5 separate regions of the Mus musculus genome follow, and regions 2, 3, 4 and 5 are each linked to region 1. Evidence: chromatin loops called from intact Hi-C (ENCODE). Cell type or tissue: heart. All regions are shown on one strand.

Region 1 (5,000 bases):
CAACACTTCTAATCAATCCCACCAAAGCATCCTGGTGCATTATCACCACGATCTTTGACTTGTGTATTACAACAGTTTCTTTGTTAGACTCCTTTCTTCCATATTGACCTTAACATAGCTGCTGGAACGACCATGCTAAAATTAAACCATATCTCATTTAAAGACCCAAGTCAATTACAATAAATGTAATTTATTTAATTCTTACAGCAACTTAGAAAGCCCTCCAAGATCTGCTAGATCCATTGCCATCATCTGTAACTCACCATCCATTCCACTCCTCAAAGCCTTTGTGTTTGTGTCATCCTCTTGTCTGAATGCCATCTGACTTTTGTTCCTTTGTCAACCTTGAGTCTGAACTCTAATATTCCCTCACACTGAGTTCTTGCTAAGATACTTGATAGAGCACAAACCTTTATCTAACTTACTGTCTCCTTATGTTTTTTGACAATATATTACCATCCCATGTCTTATACAACCTCATACTCATTAAGAGGACTTATTTTCTTCACAAGAATCCAAGTTTCATGAAGACAAGACTCCTCATGCAGTCTTTCCTGTATTAGTGAATGGTGACTCTGTTTAAGCCAACCACCTGGGAGCTGTCATGATTCCCTTTCTGTATCTTAGGTCTTCAAGCTACAGAGAGAGAGAGAGAGAGAGAGAGGGGGGGGTATGCACGGCAGTCCTAGAACCTGGATATTTTACCTGCGCATGCGCACGGCTCTTACCCACGTACCCACGTTCAGGCTAAGATGATCTCTCGGCAGTGCAGTGGGACCCTACGCTTTTGCTCACGATCCACAGAAGTCTGTCTGCTATTGAAACCATCTGAGAGGACCGCCCTTCCTGGAAACAAGTTCTACTCTTCCTATTCAGGTCCTTGGCATTCCTCCACGAAGCCATTCCCTCAGTCTCTCTGTTCACTCTCATAAATCACCCATCTCCCTTTCCTAGTCTTTCAGTATGGAGGCATGGACCCGAAATGCACACGTGACCGGCTTCTTGCCCACATTCAGATTTCTACTCCAAGTCTCTTTATCAGAGAGCTTCTCCGACCATCACAGCCAAAATAGCAAAGTGTGAACTCCACGGACAATCACACACGCTGCTCTAGCTTCTGCCGCACTTTATTCTAAAGCCTTTCTTACAACCTGACATCACGTGTTTACTTATCTTTAGGTTGGTTTTGTTTGTTTGTTTTTAAATTTAAAATCTCACTTAGTAGCCCAGGGTGAGCTTGATCCTGCCTCAGCCTCCCAAGTCCTAGGATGACAAATGTGTTCTATCATACAGGATTTTAATTTATTTTTAATCACATCTCTTCACCCTCAAAATGTAAAGTCTGTGTAAGAAAAATACTCTATTTACTATTGCGTCCTCATTGCTAGGATTAGAGTCTTTAATTCCCAGGGTTTCCTAAGATCACGGGTGTAAATAAATAACTAGTTTCTCATTTATATATATATATATACAGAGAGAGAGAGAGAGAGAGAGAGAGAGACTTGGGACTTTCCAATGTTGTGTCTCTCTCAAACATTTTCTTTACCCTATCTAAGGAGACATTTGATTGCATAATCTGAGTCACATACTCCTGTTATAGGTCTGTCATTGCTGTGGGATTAACAGGACAGGACAGGAAACCTAAAAGAGAGAGGAGGAAAAGAAAAATAGGTTTTCCTTATAGAATCAGGGGTGGGAATGGAGTGGGGCGGACTCGGGGGAAGCAGAAACAACAGATGGGAACTGCAGAGATTTTCAAGAGTGGGAAGGAAAATACAGGGATTAGCTGGGGCCCCTGGCAGAGGGACCGTCCCTAAATAGCTGTACCTCAGTACACTCTGGGAGAGGAAGCAGTTAGCTCAGGCAAGCCTGCATGGATGCACTGTGTCTTGCCTCTTAAGTGACTTTTGTGGGGAGTGAGCAGGGATCGCCCTGTTTTAATAATCCTGAGAAGCTGAGGGAAGGAGGGAGAAGCCAGAGCCACGTGGATTTCCTTTTTCCCTGCACCTCCTAAGGTGCTCCAGCCCATTTGCACAGTTCTGTATAGGTTGCTCTAGGGATATGTTAACAATTAGTTTTCTAGTTAAAGATAAAAATCAGTAAGTCAGAAATAAGCAACAAGCTGTCACGTGGCACGTGCACATCAACTCACACACAGCAACATGGGAAGCTTGCTACCATCGCTTGGCTCAGCCTGTCTTGTCTTGTTTTTGTGTTTGTTTGTTTGTTTGTTTTTTTTATCATTTTCAAACACCTAACTCGACAGAATGAAAACTCTTAAACCATTGCTTCGGATTGTAGTAAAATGTTTCCTGGGTTCTCCCGAGAGTGGGGCACCTCAGCTAATCACAGGCGCGCACACACACTCTTCCCATAGTACAGTACTTTAAAATTAATAGCACATGCTGAGGAAAAACTAAACCCTTTGACGTCACTCTCGAAATGAGGAAACATAAACAGAAAAGGCTCCACTCCAGTAAGCTGCTGGCGCAGAAGCCGATTGGTCTCCGGTTTTCCCTGCCTGTGGCAACTGACAGGCTCAGCCAGCCTCCCAGGCCGGCTGCCTGCTCACCCAGCCAGTCGCTAGCTCTGGGCACTGCAGCAGGCTCGGCTCTGTCCCAGCGCTCGCTTGCTTGCTCGCTCGCTCGGCTGGGAGAAAAGTGGTGTCCTCGCCCAGAGAGCCTCTCTCTCCCTTCCTTCTTTCTCGAGCTCTCTGAGTCCTTTGGCGTTTCTTTCTTTCTTTCCTTTTTTTTTTTTTTTTAATATTTTCTTTTTCTTTCTATAAAACTTGCATAATTATACTGCTAATCCTGGATGAGGTTGCTGGATTCTGCAGCACAAATCTTCATGAACAAGCCGCACCGCTCAGAGATTTCACAGCATTCAAAGGTCACAGAACTGCCACTATGGTTAAATGTCTTGTTTAATGGTTGAGGTATGTACAACAAATTTAAGCGGCAAGTTCATTTTACTTGAGAGTTCCGAGTCGCAGGGAGACAGGCGCCAGGGTTTTTGTTTTTATTGAAAATGGACCCGGACCTATATATACGTATATATATGTATTTTTGTCTGTGATTGTTCCTACAGCAACCAGCTTTTGAATTTCCTTCCTTTTTCTAAGCAAACTGACTAAGCGTTGTGCCCTGAATTAACTCTTCGAGGGCAACAGGGTTTAGCAGGAGAGTGGGCATTCTCTGAACTTTGAGCCCTCGTAGAAACCCTCCACCCCACCCCACCCCCCACGTCTTTAAATGAGTGCAGTATTTCTTCTCCATTATAAATTTTAGAATTGGGTCATTTTTCAGTTCTGGTAGGACGGGGCAGGAAAATGTTGGTGAAGGGTTGTGAACCACTGGAGGAGAAAATCAGGTTGATTTGTTGATTTGCTTTCTCTTGGGTTTGTTGGTTGGTCGGGAGCAGACCTCAAAATGAGGAAAGTAGAGCTGACAACACAAGGGAACAGCTGGCAGTGAGAGAGAACAGAGGCGATGGGTAGAGGGCTGGGGGGGGGGGGTGAGAAAAATCTGCTTTATTATCTTGCTGCATTTTATAAAAAGTCTATTTTCAATCTCAAAGTTAACAGGAGAGATGTAGATTTGAGTTATGTGGGCAATGATGTAAGTCTTACTGTTTACAAAGGAAAAGAAAAGTTTATCATCACTGCAAGATTAAGTAATTATCTTTTCCTGAAGGGTTTGAAAGCAGAGTCAGATATTTAATTAGGGACTTAAGTGATGGAGTCTGGGGACTAATTAATCATCCAAAAATTCAGCTCTTCGTGTGCTCTGGCCAGAGAGCATTGCAAGAGAGGAAACAAGGCAGGCACATATACCCATGCACAGTAAACTGCCTAGCTCACTAGCTGCTGCAGAAGGCACAGCTGAACACAGAGCTAAGGGTTTCAGCCACGCATTATTCTGTGTCTAAGGGGACCTTGCTGGGAACCTTCCCTGTCTGACAGTCAATTTTTATAAAAGCAATTCAAATAGCACACAGTTACCATAGGCTTCCTTATCTGAGAGTTATGCAATAACAGATGAGACAGAATTATTCGAAACCATTCCCCCCTGCTCCACAGTTTCTAACTTGTTCTCCTTAAAGTTTCTATTCTCAACACTGAGAACTAGAAATCTGTGAAACTGGGTCAGTATCAGTAGCCCTGAGAACACAGGCATAAACGCTGCATTCTCAAGGGTTAACAGTTAACTGCCTAGTGTACCTAGCTAAGAACAGCGAAAATATTAGCTGGGAGTTGCAGAGGGTGTGCTGTGAATGGACAATTGCTTTTCCGCAGCGCCTGCTGGGGAACAAGGACTTTGTGTGTCATGAATGCACGACTGCAGCTCCTCCATTTCCTCTGCTTTATCTTTTATTACTGGCTGGGGTAACAAAGAGGTGCCAGTGGAGCTGTCTTGAGTGACATTTGCTCCAGTAAAATGAAGTCCCTTTTTATTGCCAGTAGGAGCTCAAAGTTAACTAGCAACAACTCCCAAATCCAGATTCTCCTGACAAGGCTTTCTACCTGACTCTGAGCTGTCTGATTTCAGAGGCTCCACTCATCTGAGCATGTGCCAACGTCAGGGAAGAGTGTTACAGCAAAATGGTTTGGAGAAACTATTTTTTGAATGAAGCTACTTAGGACAAGGATGGAAAAATCCAAGATGTGTCAGAGACAGGCATCAGTTTAAAGAAAACAATGGCACCAGGACACCTTTTTAACACTGTCCACTGTGTTTGGCACAAAGCCACCCATTGTTGAAACTGAACAAAAACCCTAGCTAAAATGTTTGCCGAGAATTTGCCAAGCATACCTTGTAAGTGACCTAAAATAACTTTAAACCTGGAATTTTTAACTGTTTTGAGAAATGATTTTTGGTGTTAAATTCCAGATGAAAATGTAATCTAGAAGCTGTCAATGATCAAGACGAGGGCATCCCGATGTCAGATGGTGTTGTTCTCAGCCAAAAGAAGGGTGTAACACGCAAAACTAAACTGGTCAA
Region 2 (5,000 bases), 67 kb after region 1:
TTACTCTTCTTCTCTCTCTCCCTTCTCTCGCTCCTTCTGTCTTCCCACCTCTCTCTCCACTCCCTCTCTTCTCTCATTCCCTCTCTCCTCCTCCTCCCCCACACACTATAATAGTTATCAACTACTAGAAATTGTATCTTTCCTACTAGAACACAAAACTCATCCACTGTAAGAGTTTAAACATTTGATCACATTTATTTTCTTGCAATCTTTGCTTTTTCTTCCATCTACATACATGTACCTCTCTTTCTTTCTTGTTTTTTTAGACAAGCCTTTTGAATCCCAGGGTTTCTCTGACTCATCCTCGATTCTTTAGCACTTAGTCTTCTTCTGAGTTCATCTCCTTGATCCCAGTTTTCAGCTCCAAAGCTCACGTGACCACCTCCATACATGTGGACAATTTGCTTTCCAAATCCTGAGCAGCTTCACCTCCTGAAAGGCCAGGCCAGCTCTTTCTTGTCGTCTCTGTCGTGGGTTTTTCAGATGTTTCTCACCCCCATGCCCTCAGCAAGGCCTCACTAGTCTAAGGGTGTTTCAGAAGAAAGTTACCTTAATGTCAGCAATCAGAGTTAACTTATCAACCAAAAGAAAAATAACCACAACATACAAAGTTCTGGGCTCTTTTTAAATACCAATTTAGCCCAAGTCTGTGATTTGGGTAACTTTCCACTTCTTTTAAGAGCTAAACACAACCTAGTAAAGAGAGGTCTTTGAAGTGTGAGTTGGTTGACCATTTCTGGCATGGAGCATCCAACCCAGCTGAACACATCTTGGAACCCGCTCCAGCTCCATCAGCAAGTGCTGGGAGATGACGTCACTGTGGGATTTCAACCGAACTTTATGTTCTGGTAAACAGTGCAGTGCTGCAGTTACCACTGGTGAATTCTATTGCCCCTGGGAAGCACCAGGGAAGCTCCTTATTGATGCGCAGGCCTCATTTGAAGGATAGAATGGTGTGAGGCTGAGAGAGCCGAGCTGAGTGGCAGGTGCTGAGGAAGAAGATGAAAGTCGCTGTGTGTGGAGAGCCACGTTCTGGGTTAGTTCTGCTCCCCTGTGAGCAGGATGCTGGGCAACAAATGGGGTTCTTTGGGAAATAAGTTATTTGGGAAATAGTCTCCCATTTCAATGCTCCTGTGCAAATAATCCCATATTAGAGATAACATAGGTTAGTTTGACTTAAATCCCTTTCCTTGGATCAATAACGCATTGAGGAGGCTGTAGCTATCATCTCCAAGGCAACAGCCACTCCCAGTGAAACGATAGTAAGGAAAGAATCCAGCAGATAGTTATGCAAGCTTTACCCTAAATAAAAAACCAAGAGAACATTGCTTGTCACCAAACTAGAAATAGAAATGCTAGAGTTCTTATAGAAATAAATGCACGAAAAATCCCCCTGCTTATCAAGCTGTCTCCACGGTATGTTTCCTCAAATTAGAATGTTCATAGCCAAATGCATCCCACCATCTGGGCAACCTAAGATGCTTCCCGCCCCCCTTCATTCCCTCTCCCATGTGTGTGTGTGTGTGTGTGTATGTGTGTGTGTGTGTGTGTGTGTATGTATGTCTGTCTGTGTCTGTCCGCGCCCGTGTGCATGTATTTAGCACTTCAGGGATCACTACGAAGTTGTTTATAAAACAGTTTTTTGTTTTGGTTTGTTTTGTTTTGTTTTAAGAAACAAAACCAATTTGGTGATGAATATAAATAAATAAAAATTATCTCACAATACCATTCAAATTCTTCAAAGAAAGCTAAACCAGGTTTCAAAATAAAAAGTTACACTGGTGGGTGGGGTAACTTGTGAGTGTATCACAATTCAGAGGAACAGTGCCAGATCCCAACAGCCTGCTCCTTTAGTCTCTTCCCAACTTGTATATCTTCCTGCAAAAACAACAACAACAACGAACCCCACGACTTTTTAAATTGTGAATTTTATTTGCTGAGTGAGACAGAGTGCCACACACCTGAAGTGATCTCAGAACTCAGACCCAGGGTGGTTTCTCTTCCTCGGCGGCTCCTCCTTTCTTTGTAAGGTAACTCTTGCAAGCCGTCCTTCCTGACTCACACTCACTCTGACTCCAGTCGCCTTGTCCTCTCAGACTGCCTGCTTCTCTCACAAGTCTAGTGTCTCATAGAAGGCTTGGGGTAATGCAAGAGCTTGTTCCTTTACTGAAGTCCCTGAGGGGCGCATGTATCCCGAGGGACAGAGGGACAGAGGGACAGAGGGACAGAGGGACAGAGGGACAGAGGATGATTTGAGATGCAAGGTTCAGAATTGAAACTGCAGCTTCCTTGGCCCTTACAAAGCCAGGTCACAGCTGCCTGGCTTCCTAATTTGGTTTGGCGTCCTGCGAATTCCCAAGCAGACGAATCATCCTCCGATTCATGTGTAAGGACAGAAACGCTTCTGAAAAGCAGCCAGGTTGACTCCATGTGAGACTTTTAACGCCCTTGTCACCCACGAGCACTGATAGATGATTGCCACCTGGAGGAGGAGTATATGGGAGCTCTCTGCCTCTGTCTCTCTTTCCCTTCCCAGCCCTGCATTCAGGTATGTGTGCACCTATGTCGGGCCTACATCAGACCACGGCTCTATGTTTTTCTTCTTATCTGGTAAACTCACAGGAAAATCATAAATACTTTACTTTATAAAATTTGATGAGGCAGAAAAAAACCCTTCCCTGTTGGTCATCAAATTACGACACGGCATGATTTTACAGTTTGTTCCATCTTAGGATTCGGCTGTGTTCTATCTCCCTGTGATTTCCCAGAGCCAACCACTTGAGGATTTTTGGCTGTTTGCCACTAGCCAGGCACAGATGCTTTTAATAAAGGGGGTTGGGGGGGGGTTAGCCACCTTCTGGAAACATCCCTGCTTTACAACATTCAAGAAATATCAATCCTCTTTTATTCACAAGAAGAAAAAAATTTAATAGCAAACATTGTGTATGTATCTGCTTTGTACCCCTCTCTGTGCTACATAAAATAGAATATTTCTCATGTTAGAAAGTCTACCACGAGTCTAATTCTACAGTTAGTCCAGGGGGTCCCAAGAACATGTGTGCCCCACACCAAGAAGCCATATTGATGTGTAGTAATTTATAAAAATCAAATTAAAGAATAAAAATTAACAATGAGTTGTCTGGAGATCTTTGTATAAAGGTCACGTTATGGGTAATTTGAAAGTATATTAAATAAATATTTGGTAACTTTACTATGTATGAAATAATATGTGATTTTAATATGTGATTAGGAAGGTACCCCCATAACTAGGGGGGAAGTGGATCATGAATATATGGTATAGAAAATTGATTAGAGTAATTACAAGTTATTCTGACCTTAGGGTAAGAAAGTATATTAAAAGCAATTTTATACTAAGAACCATAGAAAATAGAAAGAAATGTTCTGGTTGCCAATTAAAAGATGAATTTGTAAGCATAAAAGTCATGAATGAAATAACAAATGTCAGAATCAACAACATAAGACTATACATGGTTCATAGAAATATTGTAAAATTATAATGTAAATGGAACTCAATAAAATATTAGCAAAATAGGACAATAAATTAATATCCATAGTAATCAAAGCTATTCATTTATTTATTTATTGTTTTTTCACATTTTAATACATTTTATTAGATATTTTCTTCATTTACATTTCAAATGTTATCTCCAAAGTCCCCTATACCCTCCCCCTGCCCTGCTCCCCAACTCACCCACTCCCGCTTCCCAGCCCTGGCATTTCCCTGTACTGGGGCATATGACCTTCACAAGACCAAGGGGCCTTTCCTCCCATTGATGGCCAACTAGGCCATCCTCTGCTACATATGCAACTAGAGACATAGCTCTGGGGGGTACTGGTTAGTTCATATTGTTGTTCCTCCTATAGGGTTGCCAACACCTTTAGTTCCTTCGTTACTTTCTCTAGCTCCTTCTTTAGGGGCCCTGTGTTCCATCCAATAGGTAACTGAGTATCCACTTCTGTATTTGCCAGGCACTAACATAGCCTCACCACAGAGAGCTATATCAGGAACCTGTCAGCAAAATCTTGCTGGCATATGTAATAGTGTCTGGGTTTGGTGGTTATATATGGGATGGATCCCCAGATGGGGCAGTCTCTGAATGGTCCTTTCTTCTGTCTCAGCTCTGAACTTTGTCTCTGTCACTCCTTCCATGGGTATTTAGTGCCTCATTCTAAGAAAGAGCAAAGTATCCACATTTTGGTCTTCCTTCTTGAGTTTCATGTGTTTTGTAAATTGTATCTTGGGTAGTCTAAGTTTCTGGGCTACTATCCACTTATCAGTATCAGAGATATTTATAATTCATCTAACTTTACTAACCCCACAACAGACACATAACAATGTGCTGGTCAAAGTGCACAGGAAGTAACAGACAAAAGCATCTATCAAATTACATCAGTAAGTTAAGAAAGCTAGTAAAAATAAGTGTTCTTATTTACCAAGTCCACAAATGTTTTCAATTAAATGACAATTAGCAATACAAAGGTATCCAAGCAATCTCATTCAACTGTGGTCAAAACTGGGGCACATTTTCTGAACGTGTGTTTGACAGCAAGCTTTAAGAAAGAAGTTGAGGTACTTTCTTTGCATCCAATGACAGCAGGCTTTAAGAAGAGTTAGCTACTATCTTTGCATCCAATTACTCCAGCTCAGGAAAGCGTAGCAAGCTTTGCAAAAAACTATGTTAAAAAAATATATATTCACTTCAACAGTCACGTATGCTTAGCACATGAATTAACCTTGAGTCTCTGACTTCCTCACCCTCCACTGCATCTCTGATGAAGGCTGAGTGGCCTTTGCCTGCCTGCCCAGCCATGCACGTTAGACCAGCTTTATGATACAAGGCATGAACTCCCCCCTGTGGAATGAGCTTCCAAAAAAGAGAGAAGATGATTATCCCCATAACAGTCACATCACTGGGACATTTACACCACCCTTCTAAAACCCAGAAATCATGGAAAAGAAGAGAAGGAAATGATGTGAC
Region 3 (5,000 bases), 180 kb after region 1:
ACTTAGGAAACCCTTCAAGTCAGGGAGGATTGTGACTGAGGAATGAGGTTAAGACATTATTTAGGAAGTGTGGCGCGGAGTGTGACAGCCATCTAGATGTGCTTGTTACATAGAAGTCTCTGATTCCTGCGGTGCTTGACGCCCTGAGTCTAATGGAAGAGCTGTCAAACTGCAGACACATCCAATTGCTTTATAAATGCTTTTATCTCAACAGAGGGAGTTAAAGAAAGACATCTGTCAGATAGAGTGGATCACTGATTTCTGCCTATTGGGTTGTATGAATATGTCGTTGTTATAGAAAAGCTGCAATATTTTAATATAAAATTCTCAGAAAAGTAGTCACTCATATAGATAGATAGATAGAGAGAAAGAGAGGGAGAGGGGAGGAGAGGGAGAGAGAGAAAGAGAGAGAGAGAGAGAGGTATTGACCTTTTTCATCTACTAGGAAAGAAAGCAAGTTCACAATATACTTTTTTATCCATAAGAAAAGAGAAGAGAAAAAAATAATTCATTATTAAAAATCAAACTTATTAACTAAGCATAGTTTTAGAAGAGTAACAAAGAAAAAATGTGATGGGCTTTACTGCTTTCAACTTTGAAAACAGAGTACACAAGGAAGGCAGAACAGTGAGAATAAAACAGCCTGAGATGGCCCCAAATCTCCTCCATGCTCCCCTAAAGAAACATCAAAGGATCGTGTGATCAACCAGCCATAGGAATGTAGAGCGGGAGCAACAACTTGTACATCAGCAAAAATAAAGAGCCAAGCAAAACAAAGGCCTTTGCAACACAGAGACACTGAGCCTGGAGGAAGACAGGATTGTTACAATGTCTTTCAAGAAAACAGGGCCTTTCTGAGTGAATGTACAAGTTCAAATTGTTCCTACAAACCCAATTTGCTGGCAAAAACGCCAAGCCAATACCACCCCACTTTCCTTTATGTCCAAGGCCTTTCACATAAGCGACAGGGGGCATCTCTGTTGCCGTGTTGGCTCTGACTTCCAGGGTCAGCGCCTTCATCTCTGAACCTCAGGAAACAAGAGGCCTGGCCCACAGTTGTCCTCAATTCTCCGCTCTGGGGTGGGGAACGCAGTAGTCAGTGGCCCAGATATTAAGCCCACAGTGTGGTCTCTTTGAAAAGAACCAGCCACACTTTCTTTTTCAGGCCATTTATGACCCCCTACTAACACCCTTTAAAATGATGACTGCCCTTTGAAAATGGGTTTTTAACCATCCCGATCCACGTGTCCAAGCTAAACAGACACCCTGTGCATATGCATAAGGACTCTGACACTTCCCTAATCCACTTCTTTCCAGTCAGCTTTGGAATGTGATTCAATGTTATTTCCTTCCAACTTGAAGGGCAGCTGAGGTTACAAAGGGATTTGACTAATGGACCAAAACCCGGTTAGTTTGCAGAGAACTTTGACAGTAGAGTGGGTGGGGTCTGGAAGGAGGAAGGAGAGTGTTTGAACTGTGGTCCTTGGGATCCAGCCACCCCCATCCTGTGCCGCACTGTGAACAGACAAGGCAGGCCCCCCACCAGGCCCTCCTGAGGGAAGGCTGCTGCGGAGGCACGCCAGAGCTCAGCTTCCCGGTTTTTTGCTCAAAGTTCCTTGTGATTTGCAAGACCAGAGTCTGGGAAGCTTCTAGGCTTCCTGTGCCATAGATTGACCCCTCACCTGACGCTTCCAGATAACTAGTCTGGGGGGGGGGGGCGCTCAAAGAGTCACGCAAAGCGGGGCCCCAAGTCTTTGCCTGAAGTCTTTCACTGCTAAGCCACTTGACAAACTTGACAAGCAGCAAAAAGAAAAAAGAAAAAAAAAGAAAAAAAAAAAGGGAAAAAAGCTCCCAGAAAACAAAACAAGAGGAAGAAGAGGGAAGGCGAAGGCTGAAGCCTCCTCCATGGCTTTCCCCACTCCCGCTGTCGTTCCAGCTGTAGCCTGGGATTAATTAAGTGCTGTGAATTCGGTGCCTGGGAGAGAAGAGGAAAATGCGCTGTATCTCTAAGGAAGGAAGGAGTCCAGAGACTCAGCAGTGAGGAACCTTAGGCGGTGCAGCGGTCTCGTCTCTCTCATCTCGTCGCCAGTGTTTTGTGCAGGGGCTGGGAAAGCCAGAAAGGCTGTGCCAGGCTGGAGGAGGCTTGTCTTTCCAAGGCTGGAGAGGATTTCACGCGGGTTTGCCTGCAGCTGCCCGGGAAGAAATTCCCCTCTGGTGGCAGCAGCAGCAGCAACAACAACAGCAGCAGCAGCAGGAACAGCAGCAGCAGCAGCGACGGCGGCAGCCCTACCTCTTCTTCTGGGGAACAGGGCAGAATGCCTGTGCTAGAGCGGTACTTCCACTCTGCAGAACTAGGCAGGAGGTGGACGGCCCCAGAAGCTGTGCTACCCTCTTCCCTCAGCAGCAGGCCGGGGTGCCAGCAGGGGCCGCTACCCTGGGACTTGCCAGAGATGATCAGGATGGTAAAGCTGGTTTGGAAGTCCAAAAGTGAGCTACAGGCAACCAAACCGAGAGGCATTCTGGAAAATGAAGATGCTTCCCACAGCTTCCCAGGTAAACTGACTGTGGAGTGCAGAAGGTAACCCGGACAGGTCTCATCACTCTGGGTCCAGTACTTGGGTCAAGGAAGGGAGGCAAGCTGTATGGACAGGGTTCAAGGGCTAACTTACAAATGTTTGTTCTGTTGTAAAAGCATCTCTATGTTGAGCGTGATAGATGCAGGAGTATTAGAATGGAAATCAACAAACTTAGAATACGGGTCAGTTTGCTGCAGGCTTGCCCTGCGGACTTAACCAGGTCAAACCTTCTGCGATTCGGACCCCAACAGCAGAGAGTGCAATCGGATTCTCTTTAATGTCCATCCTACTCCAATATTTCCTGTCCATAGTTAGCAGAGTCTCCAAAAGAGTAATTCCTTTAGGTTGCTATGTGCATGTCTTTAAGTAAAAAATGTATCCTCCAGTTTTCAACCATGCAACATGTGATGTGTATTGTGCTCCTAGAACTGAGTGTGGTCTGCAGGCTTTCTCAATCCTTGCAAGTTACTCAACTACTCTGCCTCAGTTTCCTCTTTGGGCAAGCGATGAATAATACCCCTACAGAGATGAAGAAAGCTCAGGTCATCCACAAGTGTGGTGATGATGAGTCAGAAGGGCTTTTTCATGTCATAAGAATGTGCTGTTTGGGATGGGACAGTCAGTTGGATCTTTCCTGTGTGTCTAATGGGGAGGGGAGCCAAGATACCGTTGGGGGCTCTTAAACTGCAAATGCCACAACTGGTGGCTGGGTGCTCCCTTCCTCTGGGGAATCTGTTGGTGAGTAAAAAGAAGTGGGTTCTTGGAGAAGTCATAGGAGTGTGTTTATGCCTTTTATGTCCCGGCCATCTCCGTGCAGCAGAATCCTGACATGCCATCGGCACTGAGCGATGGGACAGGCAGAAAGACAGACCAAAAATCATCTCCCTTTTTCTCACGGAAATGGGCTGAGAATAAAAATTCCCCTGGTTTTGTTTTAGATAACTTATTGCAGAGAGGTTTGTCGTTCGTTTTTCCATTAAGTTGCCAAATCAATCGTTGATAAAGAATATTATTAAAAAGTAATGCTCAGGGCGGGGGGGGGGGAGTCTGGGAGGAAGAAAAGAAACTAATGCTCTTTACTGAACGATGAGTATCTGGGCACTGAGGAAGGAAAAGTGAGGCAGTGGCCTGAGGTTGTGTGGCATCTGCAAGTGGGAAGCCAATGGAAGTGGGTCTTGGTCAGAAGAAATGAGGTAATGGGAAAGCCATTCATATGTCATGTAGCAGGGAAAGGGAGAGTGAAGCCACCTAGGCAGTGGATGCAAGCAAGGCACCACAGCTGTGCTAACCCTTGCTTCGTGTAGCTGACTGAGATGATTAAAGTTCGTATTTCAAATGACTCCCCTTCATAAACCGTCCACACTCGTCTCTTGCCAGCCTGTCTGTGAGGGAAAGTCGCACATAATTCTTTACATGTCATGTGGACTGATGCCTGACCCTGAGCCTCTCACACCTCCCCACTGGTTCCTCCCTTGCCCCTTGCCATCTCCTAACTCACACCACATCTGCTTCACCTGGCCTGCAATGAGACTGGCAGTTTAAATGCCTCCTCCGGGATGCCTGTTTGCCTCATCTGTTCCCCCCCACCACCCCCATTTCTCAGGGAAAGAAAAGTCTCACAATTTTTGATGTGAGCACAAAACCCTCTCACCCACCAGCTCAGGGCCAAGACGATGAACCTGGAGATGTGTGGCTTTGCCTTCTGAGTTGTCGCCTTCCTTCTGGCCCTCAGCCTGTCTTTGGCCACTGCCTGTGTCTTTTCTGCAAGCCACAAGTGCTCTTCAAAGGCATCATTCCCACTATTAGACCTAGGCAGTAATAGCCTGGGTTGTTTTCCATTGTATATGGGGTGGTGTGGGGGAGATGTGGGAGAAAGCACCAAAGTAAATCCAAACTACATGAATCCTCTTATATCACTTACCTCACAATCCTCAGTCAATGGAAACTTAACAACCTTATTAAGAAACTGTGCATCAAGTGGTGCCTGCCTCCAAATCTCACCCTGTGCTTCGAATGTCTTTCTTTGGCTCACCCAACTGAAAATGTTCTATTCAAACTGCAAAACCAAATTCAAGCATCCCTGCCCTCCATTCCCATCTTCCCAGAAAGCAACTGATAGGTCGCACGCAACATTTTTCCATGCTATTACTGAAAAAAAGGGAAGCTCAATATTATAAATTCTGTGTATATTTTTTGACTGCCTGTGGTAACAGATGATTAGACTTAAGTGTTTAAAAAACCATGAAATTGCAGAAATTCTGAACAGCATCAGTAATCACTTTATAGGACTCTAAAGACAAAAGCCACTGGCTCCTTCTCCCTTGTGAAGGGCACCAATATTTGTATTCATGTTTCTTTAGACAATACTAGAACTCTTTCCTTTATGGTGAAACAGCTGAGGTATTTTGTTAGGTAATAAAAGGG
Region 4 (5,000 bases), 230 kb after region 1:
CACGTTTGAGGAATAAATATACAAACATCCTGTTGGTATATAGCACTCCCCAAAGTAAAACCAGATGCATAATCATACAGGATAAGAATATCATGGGTGCAGGTACCAGGGAAATAAAACCAGAGTTCGCTAAGCTCCTTGTACTAAGAGTTTGATTTAAACATCACACACACACACTCCACAGAGAATAGTGTATACCTAATTACCTTCCCCCTAAACAGTTATCTCAAAATATGCTTAGAAAATCTGTTTCATGAAGGAAAACATGTTTTGGAAATGCTGTTTGATCTCACACCGTTGAATATGTATGGCACATAAACGTTCTAAAAGACTTTTTAAAAAAAACCCGACATTTGGAAAAATGTTTGTTAAGCCTCCATGTTTCCCCAACACATTTGATTATAAGGACTTCTAACTTGTATAATGTTTAATTGTATATCAAAGACTAATGTCCTTGACTGTAAAGCACTGTCCTAGGCTTTTATGATAATATCAATATTATTTACTTTCAATACAAAGTACAAGATTCATTGGAATTTGTTATATATGTTTGACATTTGCGTGGCAATATTAATAAGAATGTTCCTAGTAATAAAGCTTTATTGCAAAATCCTTGGAAAAGCACTTAATCCATGTGAGTTCATTTGATTTCTACCTCCTATGAGGGACAAAGCGAATGTTATTGCTCCTACTGAACAAAACAGGAGATTTAATGAACCCCAGAATGCATAAGGTCACAGCTAATAAGCAGCCCTTTCAAGCTAGCTAAGCTATTTCCTTTGAGATAAAGTTTTGCATACTATGTTATCTCAGCCTTCTGTAACAGTGAATCTCAGCTCTCACTACAGGCCAAGGCATCTCTGAACAGGGAGTGTTCCCATCAGCTAAAGTCACAGACTGCAGGGCCAGTCCCTTTGGTTTCGCATCTGGCTTTATGCTTCCTACCCATGAGCAAAGAGATTTCCCATCCCCGTCTCTCACGGCATGGCCCTGATATTAGTACTTTTCTAAAGGAGTCATTGCGGAATTACATGAGCTCATTCATGGAAAACACTTCAAACCCTCCACGGCTCACAGCTGAAGGCTCTCTAAGTGATAGCTGTTACTATGGAAATAGCAGTTGCTGTGTTGAACAACAACATGTTGTTCTATAACGTGGATCTAATAGGATGGATGCCACCGCTTCCCTACCAAGTCCGGCTTTTTCCATCTGTTTCCTTTCTGAAAAACAAACACAACAAATGAACAACACTTGGAGCTTCAAAGAACCCCAAGTGCCACTGAGGTCTGGAATGCTGCGCCTCAGCTGCTCCCTGGTGCTGAGTGGGCACCAAGGCAGAATGTGGTGGCCTGATGTTCCTTCCTTCTCATGGTGCTACACTTGGTGTGGCAGTCTCCTAAGAAGGGGCCATCTCATGGGACCAAGAGTATTTCCTATCCGTGATCATCAACATCTTTTCTTGTAGTATTTTGGCAAGTTTGACCTTGTTCCCGGCCAGAATCAGGAAGTTCAGAAGCACACAAAAACAAACAAAGCATGAAATGGTTTTCTTTAATATGTCCAGTTTGTGATACTGGTTTGAGTTCTACATTACTAATAATATTAATCCTTTCCACCCAACAAAAATTCTTCTTGACAGAGATTTTCATTAGGCTAGTTTTTTTTTCTTGATGTATATCTAAGTTTTTGAAGTGATTAAATAAGTTAGTACTGTATTTTGCAAAATTTCACAGACATAATTATGACCTGGACTTTTCTATCTCAGAGCAGTTTTCCAATTATATTTTGTTATTCATAGAGAGTACCATTGTTCTTAAGGTCGGCATGATAGTTTTTGCTAAAGTGCTCATCATTTCAAGTTGTAACAGCTGGACAGATTACAAGCCAATGCTATATAGAGATGAAACTCTGCTCGTTAAAGATGACGTCATTCAGCTTCTCAGGACCAGCGAGATGGCTCATCAGATAAAGGCACAGACCATCTGTACTTGGTCCCACAGACTCACATGGAGAAAGAAAAACAAAGCCCCAAAGTTGTTGTCTGACCTCCCCGGTCATGCTGTCACTCACTCACACACACACACACACACACACACACACACACACACACACACACACTCACTCACATACACGTACAATACATGGATACACATACACATAGAGATAAAAATTCTTAATGTAAAAAGCCAACAATAAAAATTCAAAAGAAGAGGCCATGAGTTTGAAAAGGAGTGAAGAAGGATTCCATGGGAGGAGTGAGGGAAAAGGGAGAGAAGAGGGAAATGGTGTCATTAAGTTTTAATTTTTTAAAATTTAAAATAGTAACCCACTGGAGATCTGCATATCGCCCCTTGAGTATAGTCCTCCCAGTTCTCCAGTTTGATATGATGGCCACAGGAGCAAATCCAACCATTTTCCTACCTGCTCCTTTAGTTTAAATACATATTTTTAAAATAGCAAACAAAGTAACAGGTTTCATTATGACATTTTCATAAATAATTTCTACCTATTTTAAAATCATGTGTGCGTGCATGTGTGTCTGCACATACTCAGAGGACAGCCTCAGTTGTGAGCTCTTGCCCTCCTTGTCTGAGGCAGGCTCTTGTTCTCCTCTGTGTACACCAGGCTAGCTAGCCTAGGAGCTCTGGGAACTCTGTCAGTGTCTCACTTCTCACAGTAAGCACACTGGGACCAGACACATACACTATGCAGACCCACTCTGCATGGGTTCTCAGAATCTGAACTCGAGTCCCCCCACTCACCTCCCACCAAGCCATTTCCAGTCTGCCACCTATCATCTTGCCACATTGTCTCCTATGACAGAAGTTTACTCTCTGCCCCCTCCTGGTGGCTTCCTCCTACTTACTCATCCCTTGTGCTATAAGACAGTAATTGCTACTGAGTTACCTAAAGCTGCATTCTTGGCCCTCTTCCCCTCCTCCCCTTCCCCCTTCCCCTCCTCCCCCCTCCCTCTCCTCCTTCCCCTCCTCCCCTCCCCTCCTACTCCTCCTTCCCTCTGTGAACAACTTCATGTAGGCCTGTAACTTTATCTTTTTGCATTTACTTAAAATTATTTTATGATTTTTTAATTATGCTGTTGACTCTGTGGGTTTTTCCCAAATATCTTGCTTTAATTTTTCCATGGCTCTCTTTGATTTATGAAGTTATACCTCCGTCTGAAACAGTCTCTCTGAACCCACACTACTGCACATTTTCCTCTGAAGTCGCAGTAGTGTGTCCAGAGCAGCCAAAGTCGAGTGAGTGAAATGAGGTCCCTAGAGCATTGCCTTTTTCTGTGATAACACAGTCATCCACTGTGCAAGCCAAAACTTAAGAGTCATCTTCAATATTTCCCTCTCCCTTCGACCTACCGAGCCGTTCCTCATAGCATTGTGTCTGTTTCTCTACTGACATCTCTAACTGGCCTCGGGCTCTCTACCGTCTTCTCTCACCTGGCCTACTGCAGCTCCCCTCCAGAAAAGGGAAGTCCTTATATATGTCTTAACATGGAATTAATTAGCTTTTGTTGCACTAGCCAAAGTTGCAGTGCTGGGTTTCTGAATAGGACGCACTGTCCTCTTAAGGAGGTTAAGCGCCCTAGCTCCATAGCCTAAGGCTACCTGGGGACTCCTTACCACTACACCCATTCAGCACAGTTATCAGCTAGCATCAACACCACTTACATCAAGTGAGATTTATAAAATGAAGGACAAGAACTAACTGCTTTTTGGCAATTCTCTTTTTCTGTGATTGGCACAACCATTTAATTATGCAGTATAGAGATATTGATGCATATATATATATATGTATATATGTATGTATATATGTGTGTATATATGTATGTATATATGTGTGTATATATGTATGAGAGAGAGGCATTATCCTGGAGCCTGCTCTCTCTAATTCGCTTACTTGTTTCCTCATTATCCTCTTTCTTGGCCTCTTTTGTCTCTCTCCTCCTCTATGTCTTCTCTGGTAGGTTTTTGGGTTTTTTGGGTTTTTGGGTTTTTTGGTTTGGTTTTGTTTTGTTTTGTTTTTTCCAGGAAGCTACCATGATCATTTCTGAAAGTGACACTTCTGATTTCAGTTGTTTACCTGTATTCACAGAAATCTTGCTTATCTGAGTAAGGTTCAAATAATACTTCCACCCATTGTCTCCCTTTTAAATGCAATATTTCTGCTTAACCTAAACATTAACTATCAACAATGCCATGTGACTTTTCTCTTTTAATTCAGATGGAAAATGGTGGAGAACTGTTTTAAACTGGAGTATTTGTGACATGTACTTTTATACAGTTTCATAAAGTTTCACAATGCCACTGAGAGAGGAACCTGGCCCAAATAGTCTGGGAAAATCGTGAGACTCTCTCTGATTGACACTGTATCTGCTCCTTGGCCTGATTCTCTTCCCAGCTGTCAATAATCTGAGAGCCAAGAAGCTAACTTACATAGCTGTGTCTCCACTTTCCCTCCTACTTTCAAACATTCGGTTTAATGTTTAATATTTAATGATCACTTGTGGAAATGAACCAAATTAGACTAGAATCCCCTCCAAGTCTGGTTAAGAACTGGCTGTCTGATACTCAACCCTTAAAAGCAGTACTTAGCTGCAGATTGCAAGATAATGTAACCCACACTGTTTGGAGCTCAGGGCTCTTGAGCCAAGGGCTGGGACACACAAGCCGTAGACTTCTGCTACTGCCATCTCACTTCACCTAACCAGGTATGTCCAGCAAAGAGGGAAGCAATACAGACAGGGAGATCAGGCCCAGATTGTTGCTCTGTATAGCATTCTGGGTAATTGAGAGTAGCGCACCAAGCTCTTAGGACTGCCTGGTGTAATACGACTCAGTCACTTACCAGCTCCTGGGGAGGTTGTTGTGGGAACCTCAGACTCAGATGTGTCAAGTCATCCAGACAGCTATTGGTAGCAGAAGGGAGCACCTCAGAATATAAGAATAGTGACCCCCTCCCCCCAAAACTAACTTTTTGGGTACAA
Region 5 (5,000 bases), 320 kb after region 1:
TAGGATGTGAGGGCCACTATGCCCAGTTAGGACAAACATGACAGATATCATGCATCACATTAAACAAACAAAAAATATCCTTTAAGTTGAGGTTTCAGGTACAGGGTTGGGTGGAGAAAAATGGCAGCTTATGAATTAGGAAAACTGTGAGGTCAGGTATTCCTCCCCTCCAGTCCTCAACGCTTTAAAAAGGTTCTTTGTAAATATGGGTTGATATGTCCACAAGTAACCTAGTTTTCCAGAAGTTTTTATTAAACATCCACTCTATCTTTGTCTAATCCTCAGTAAAATGTATTTTTATATGAATAACTCTGCATGGTATGTTACAGTTGCCATCAAGAAATATGGCTGGTACCATTGTAAGACCCCAAATGCTAATCTGCAACATTCCCAGAGGAGAGACTGTTGAGTTTTCCTCTCTGTACTTTCTACATTGGTTAGTAGAATTCTTGAAGACAAGTGTTTCATACTTGTCTGGTGAGTAAGAGAAAGAATAAAGAACACCTCACAGAAAGACAGGTAATGGGACAGGCCTGTAATGGAGGGCTCATTGCTCTCCAAACTATGGTATCTCTGAGGCTCATGTGGCTTAGCTAAATTTTAATTAATTATAATGTAAAAAGAAATTAAAATTTTAGTTCCTAGTGTGTTGGACATGCTTCAGAGAGTCCCCAGAATAGAGTGTGTAGAAAACTTTTCTATCACTGAAAATGGCAATGGTACCTGCCACCAAGACTGACAACCCATGCTCAATCCCCAGATTTGACATGTTAAAAATAGTCTCCTCCTACTGATTGTCCCCTACCTACACACACACACACACACACACACACACACACACACACACACAAGAGAGAGAGAGAGAGAGAGAGAAAGAGAGAGAGAGAGAGAGAGAGAGAATAAATAGATGCAATTTTTAAAAGTTTGTCCCACTGTCAAGCATACCTACTCAAAGGAGCCACTGTTAGGGATTGTTGATGCCCTGTGGGTTTGTCTTTAGGCAGCTCTGTAAGCCAGTGGTCCTAAGGGGTTCATGAATATTCCAAGGGAAGCAACAGTAACCCCCAGAACGATTTCCTCCAACTGGATCATTAAAGTTTTTGATACACATTCTATGAACTCTTAAATTGCTATGTGTTTCTTGTTCTTCTTTCTTCTTAGGTGACCTTGAACAGAAGTTTGAACTGGAAATCAGTCCTCTTTGTAATCAACAGAAAGATTCAATCCCTAGCATACAAATTGGTGAGTTGAAATCTGGGTTTTGTTTTGTTTTGTTTTTTTAATAATCAGCTGAGCATCCTCTACAAAGAGTCTCAAAATAATAATAATAACGATAACAACAACACACAGCCTTCCAGAGATCTAAATGGCTGGGGCCAAACAAACACTTTAATCATGACCAACCTTTTAGAAAATTTTCATTTGAAAAATCAAAACAATTAAGGAATGGAGTTTGTTATAGATCTTTAACTAACTTAACACTAAGTTCCAGTGTCAACATTGTGATTTTAGAATAGAGTGAAAATCAAGAAAGATTTGGTAGTGCACCCTATAATCCAAGTACTTGGGGTGATGAGCTGCTAAGATCGTATATCCAAAGCCAGCATACACTTATGTAGCAAACTCAAAGCCAGATCGAGCTGCCTAATAAGATCCAGTATTGAAAGCCAAGAACTCAGAAGGTGGCTTAGAAGTACAGCACTTGCCTGCAGTATGCAAGGCCCTATATCCATCCCTAGAGCTACAAAAAGAACAGAATCCATGTGCTGGAGCCATGACTTGGTCAGTAAGTGTTTGCCAGGAAAACTCCAGGTTCAGGGAGAGACCTTGTCTTGAAGTACAAGGAGGACTGGGTGAGGAGATGGCTGCCAGTAACGTGCCTGCCTCACAACACACAAACATGAAGATCTTTGTGTCTAAGAAGTCAGGCCCAGAAGCCAGCACTGGGGAGTTCCAGAGGCAGCAGAATCCCTGACAGACATTCCCTGACCTGCTGTCCTAGCTGAATTAGTGACAAACCCTGTCTGTCAAAATGGTGACTGGGTAAATGGCTCAGTAGTGAAGAGCATGTAACTGCTCCTGCAGAGGACCAGAGTTTGGTTGTTAACACCCATGGCCTGTGTCTCACAACTGCCTCTGTGGGCACACACACCCACATGCCCATACCCACACACAGGTACACATACATATATAAAAATTAAAAGGAACTATTTTTTAAAAAAATAATTTTTAAAATAGGTAGAGTGTAATCTTGGGAAATCATCCAGTGTATCTCTGGCTTCCACACACACATGTGCACTCACACAGCCATACATGCACATGTATGCACATACAAACAACATACATGTACATATGCATGCACATACATATTCACACATGCATACACACACCAAACAGTAAACAATAGTGGTAAAGAGAGACTCAACTGAGAAAGACACCCATTATTGGCTTCTGGCTTCCCACTGCATGCACACATATGTGCATACCCACATACACATATTCAACCGCATGCACACACAGAAACATACCACACATACAAAAAAATAAACTCTAAGTCAAACTGAATTAGACATTCACAGCCTCTTCAGAGCTCAGAGGGTGGAAATCCAAATGAATCAGGCTTTAAGACCCTTCCCATGTGAGCTAAGTGCTTTAGCATCCTTCAGGGTGTGTCCTTAACCTTTATTCACAACAGTTAAATCCATGGCCTAGTCCCTAGGCCTGAAATCCTAGAGCCCTGCTGTCCCCTTGTGGCCAGATGACAGTGTTTCTCCACTCTCTACTTCAAACCACATTTCTGTCCTGAGCTCATGAAACCACACTCCCTTTCAAGTGTCAACCATGGCAAGCAGCCCAAGTGCGGTCTCATTGCATCCACAATAATTTTTGCTTTATCTAATCACATTACACATAAGGTCTTCATGCAAATCAAGTGGGCAAACTTTTACTTGCTTCACTTTAGTGAAGGAAATATTTTTGCTCTCCATCTTAAGACATGAATTCCGTCTACATATAAAGCTAGCCTTTCTTCTCCTGCAAGCACTTCTGTTAAAACCAAGCACAGCTAGGCCTCTTTTCCTCGATGAACTCCATCCTTGACATCTAGTCATTCGTGACTTTGCACAGACCCACCGCAGGCCATTTCATTCATAGGGTGGCAGGTCTCAAAGCTATTAAGCCTTGGCATTGGGAAGGAAAGGGGCATCTGCGAAGATGAGCTGAAAGTGAAGAGAGAGAGAGAGAGAGAGAGAGAGAGAGAGAGAGAGAGAGAGAGAGAGAGAGAGAGAGAGGGAGAGAGAGAGAGAGAGAGAGAGAGAGAGCATGTTAGAACCATTCTGCTGACAGCCATGGAGGGAGGCATCTAATCCACAGTCCCACAGAGAAAGCCTTAAGGTCAGGAACTAGCAACCATTCAGCCGCAGCTACAACCATCTTAATGGACTGCACACACACCAGATAGGTATGTTGGATTGGGTAGGTTAAAAATAATCCATATTTTTCCAAATCCCCTTCAATATTCTTATGCTGTGTTCATAATTAAACTGATTCACTCCCCAAATCCTTATGGGGTGAATTGGGAGGAGTGTTTAAAAAAATAGAACCCTTGGTGGGCATAATGGCACAGGCTTTTAATCCTAGCACTAGGAAGGGAGAGATAGGCAGATATCTGTAAGTTCAGTGCCAACCTGGTATACAAAGTAACTTCCAGGACAGGCAGAGTTACTAGTGAGACCATAACTGTCTTAGTTAGGGTTTTACTGCTGTGAACAGATACCATGACCAAGGCAAGTCTTAAAAAGGACAACATTTAATTAGGGCTGGCTTATAGGTTCAGAGGTTCAGTCTATTATCAAGGCAGGAGTATGGCAGCAACCGGGCAGGCATGGTACAGGCAGAGCTGAGAGTTCTACATCTTCATCTGGAGGCTGCTAGTGGAAGGCTGACTTCTAGGCAGCTAGGATGAGAGTCACAACCACAGTGACACACCTACTCCAACAAGGCCACACCTCCTAATGGTGCCACTCCCTGGTCCAAGCATATACAAACCATCACACTACTGAAGGAAGGAAGGAAGCAAGGAAGAAGGAAGGAAGGAAGGAAGGAAGGAAGGAAGGAAGGAAGGAAGGAAGGAAGGAAGGGAAAGAACAGAAACCAAGGCCCAGCACACGTCAGAGTCACTGGGGGGGGGGGAGATATAACAGCAGACATGCTACCTCAGCATCCATGGCTTCATGCTTCAGTTATGAAGTTTTATAGTGGGGTTCCTAATTCTGAGACTCCCTTTGTTAAACTCTAGATAGAAAGAATCTTGCCATGTTGCTGCTTACAACACTTTGAATCACGTTTCCAAAAAAAAAAAAAAAAAAACTTTACCCTATTAACCACCCAGCCTAGACAGGCACAGGGCTGATTTCAGAGTTCAGTCTTGTTGTCATGAGAACACATTTTGCCTCATTGTATGTCCTGGTTTTCAGCTTAGTGATATATGGTAGAAAGGGAACTTCCATGGCTACTACATCAGAATAACAGCAACAAGAAAGAGAAGATGATTATGAAACAACTCTTGGTCCCCCATTACACAGCTGCCAGCTCTTACAGGTTCAGATTGGCATGTGTAACAAGGTATATTAGACTAAATTAGAAAACCCTGAACAGGTAAGTCTAATGACCTACAAGCTCTAGCCACACACACACACACACACACACATTTCTCCACTGGGTCCTATACAATGTCGCTATTTTCATTTTCTCTCTTCTGAATCCCCTGACTAAATCATCTCCTCTCACCTTGTTGTCCTCTGTGTCTATTGTATTGACTGATGGAGAAGCCTGTTAGAACCTTTTCTTTTTCTTTAGTTTTGATAATTCTGTACATGTATGTAATGAAATATGATCATTTCTATTCCCTATTCCCCCTTCAACTCTCTCCATAGCTTCCCAACACACACACACACACACAACTTCATGTCTTTTATTACTTTATGACCCAAGTCCAATTA

Evidence for each region. A loop is a pair of places that touch in the nucleus more often than their neighbours do. Peaks named below come from ENCODE experiments on the same cell type or tissue, not always from the same donor. Only the 100,000 strongest peaks of a DNase experiment are listed, where the experiment ranks them.
Region 2: it touches region 1 in a loop (2.0-fold over the local background); 5 of 42 quality-filtered maps call a loop at or near these places.
Region 3: it touches region 1 in a loop (2.3-fold over the local background); 4 of 42 quality-filtered maps call a loop at or near these places.
Region 4: it touches region 1 in a loop (2.9-fold over the local background); 2 of 42 quality-filtered maps call a loop at or near these places.
Region 5: a loop joins it to region 1, with 2.5 times the contacts of the local background. A loop is called at or near these places in 6 of 42 quality-filtered maps.

What each region holds. Positions count from the first base shown.
Region 1 is chr10:20,722,611-20,727,610 of GRCm38, reverse strand. It overlaps a transcript of Pde7b not described here. Among named protein-coding and RNA genes, the nearest start is that of Gm33510, 110 kb to the left of the region's middle. In heart, CTCF peaks have their summits at 2,543 and 4,540; a DNase peak (open chromatin) is centred at 2,550; H3K4me3 peaks cover 2,414 bases; H3K27ac peaks cover 2,729 bases.
Region 2 is chr10:20,655,300-20,660,299 of GRCm38, reverse strand. It overlaps a transcript of Pde7b not described here. Among named protein-coding and RNA genes, the nearest start is that of Pde7b, 110 kb to the right of the region's middle. In heart, a CTCF peak has its summit at 2,790; a DNase peak (open chromatin) is centred at 809; H3K27ac peaks cover 749 bases.
Region 3 is chr10:20,545,444-20,550,443 of GRCm38, reverse strand. Pde7b (phosphodiesterase 7B) reads left to right here and starts at 2,116. Exons shown (of 12, transcript NM_001347366.1): 1 at 2,116-2,553. The coding sequence starts at 2,316. In heart, CTCF peaks have their summits at 2,190 and 2,398 (motif pointing right); DNase peaks (open chromatin) are centred at 1,113, 1,503 and 2,163; H3K4me3 peaks cover 1,451 bases; H3K27ac peaks cover 2,193 bases.
Region 4 is chr10:20,488,811-20,493,810 of GRCm38, reverse strand. All of the region lies in intron 1 of Pde7b (phosphodiesterase 7B), which reads left to right. Among named protein-coding and RNA genes, the nearest start is that of Pde7b, 57 kb to the left of the region's middle. In heart, a CTCF peak has its summit at 2,846 (motif pointing left); DNase peaks (open chromatin) are centred at 1,010, 1,420 and 3,300; H3K27ac peaks cover 1,201 bases.
Region 5 is chr10:20,403,370-20,408,369 of GRCm38, reverse strand. It overlaps Pde7b (phosphodiesterase 7B), which reads left to right. Exons shown (of 12, transcript NM_001347366.1): 11 at 1,162-1,242. Among named protein-coding and RNA genes, the nearest start is that of Mtfr2, 58 kb to the right of the region's middle. In heart, a CTCF peak has its summit at 2,757 (motif pointing left); no DNase peak of the experiment used is centred here.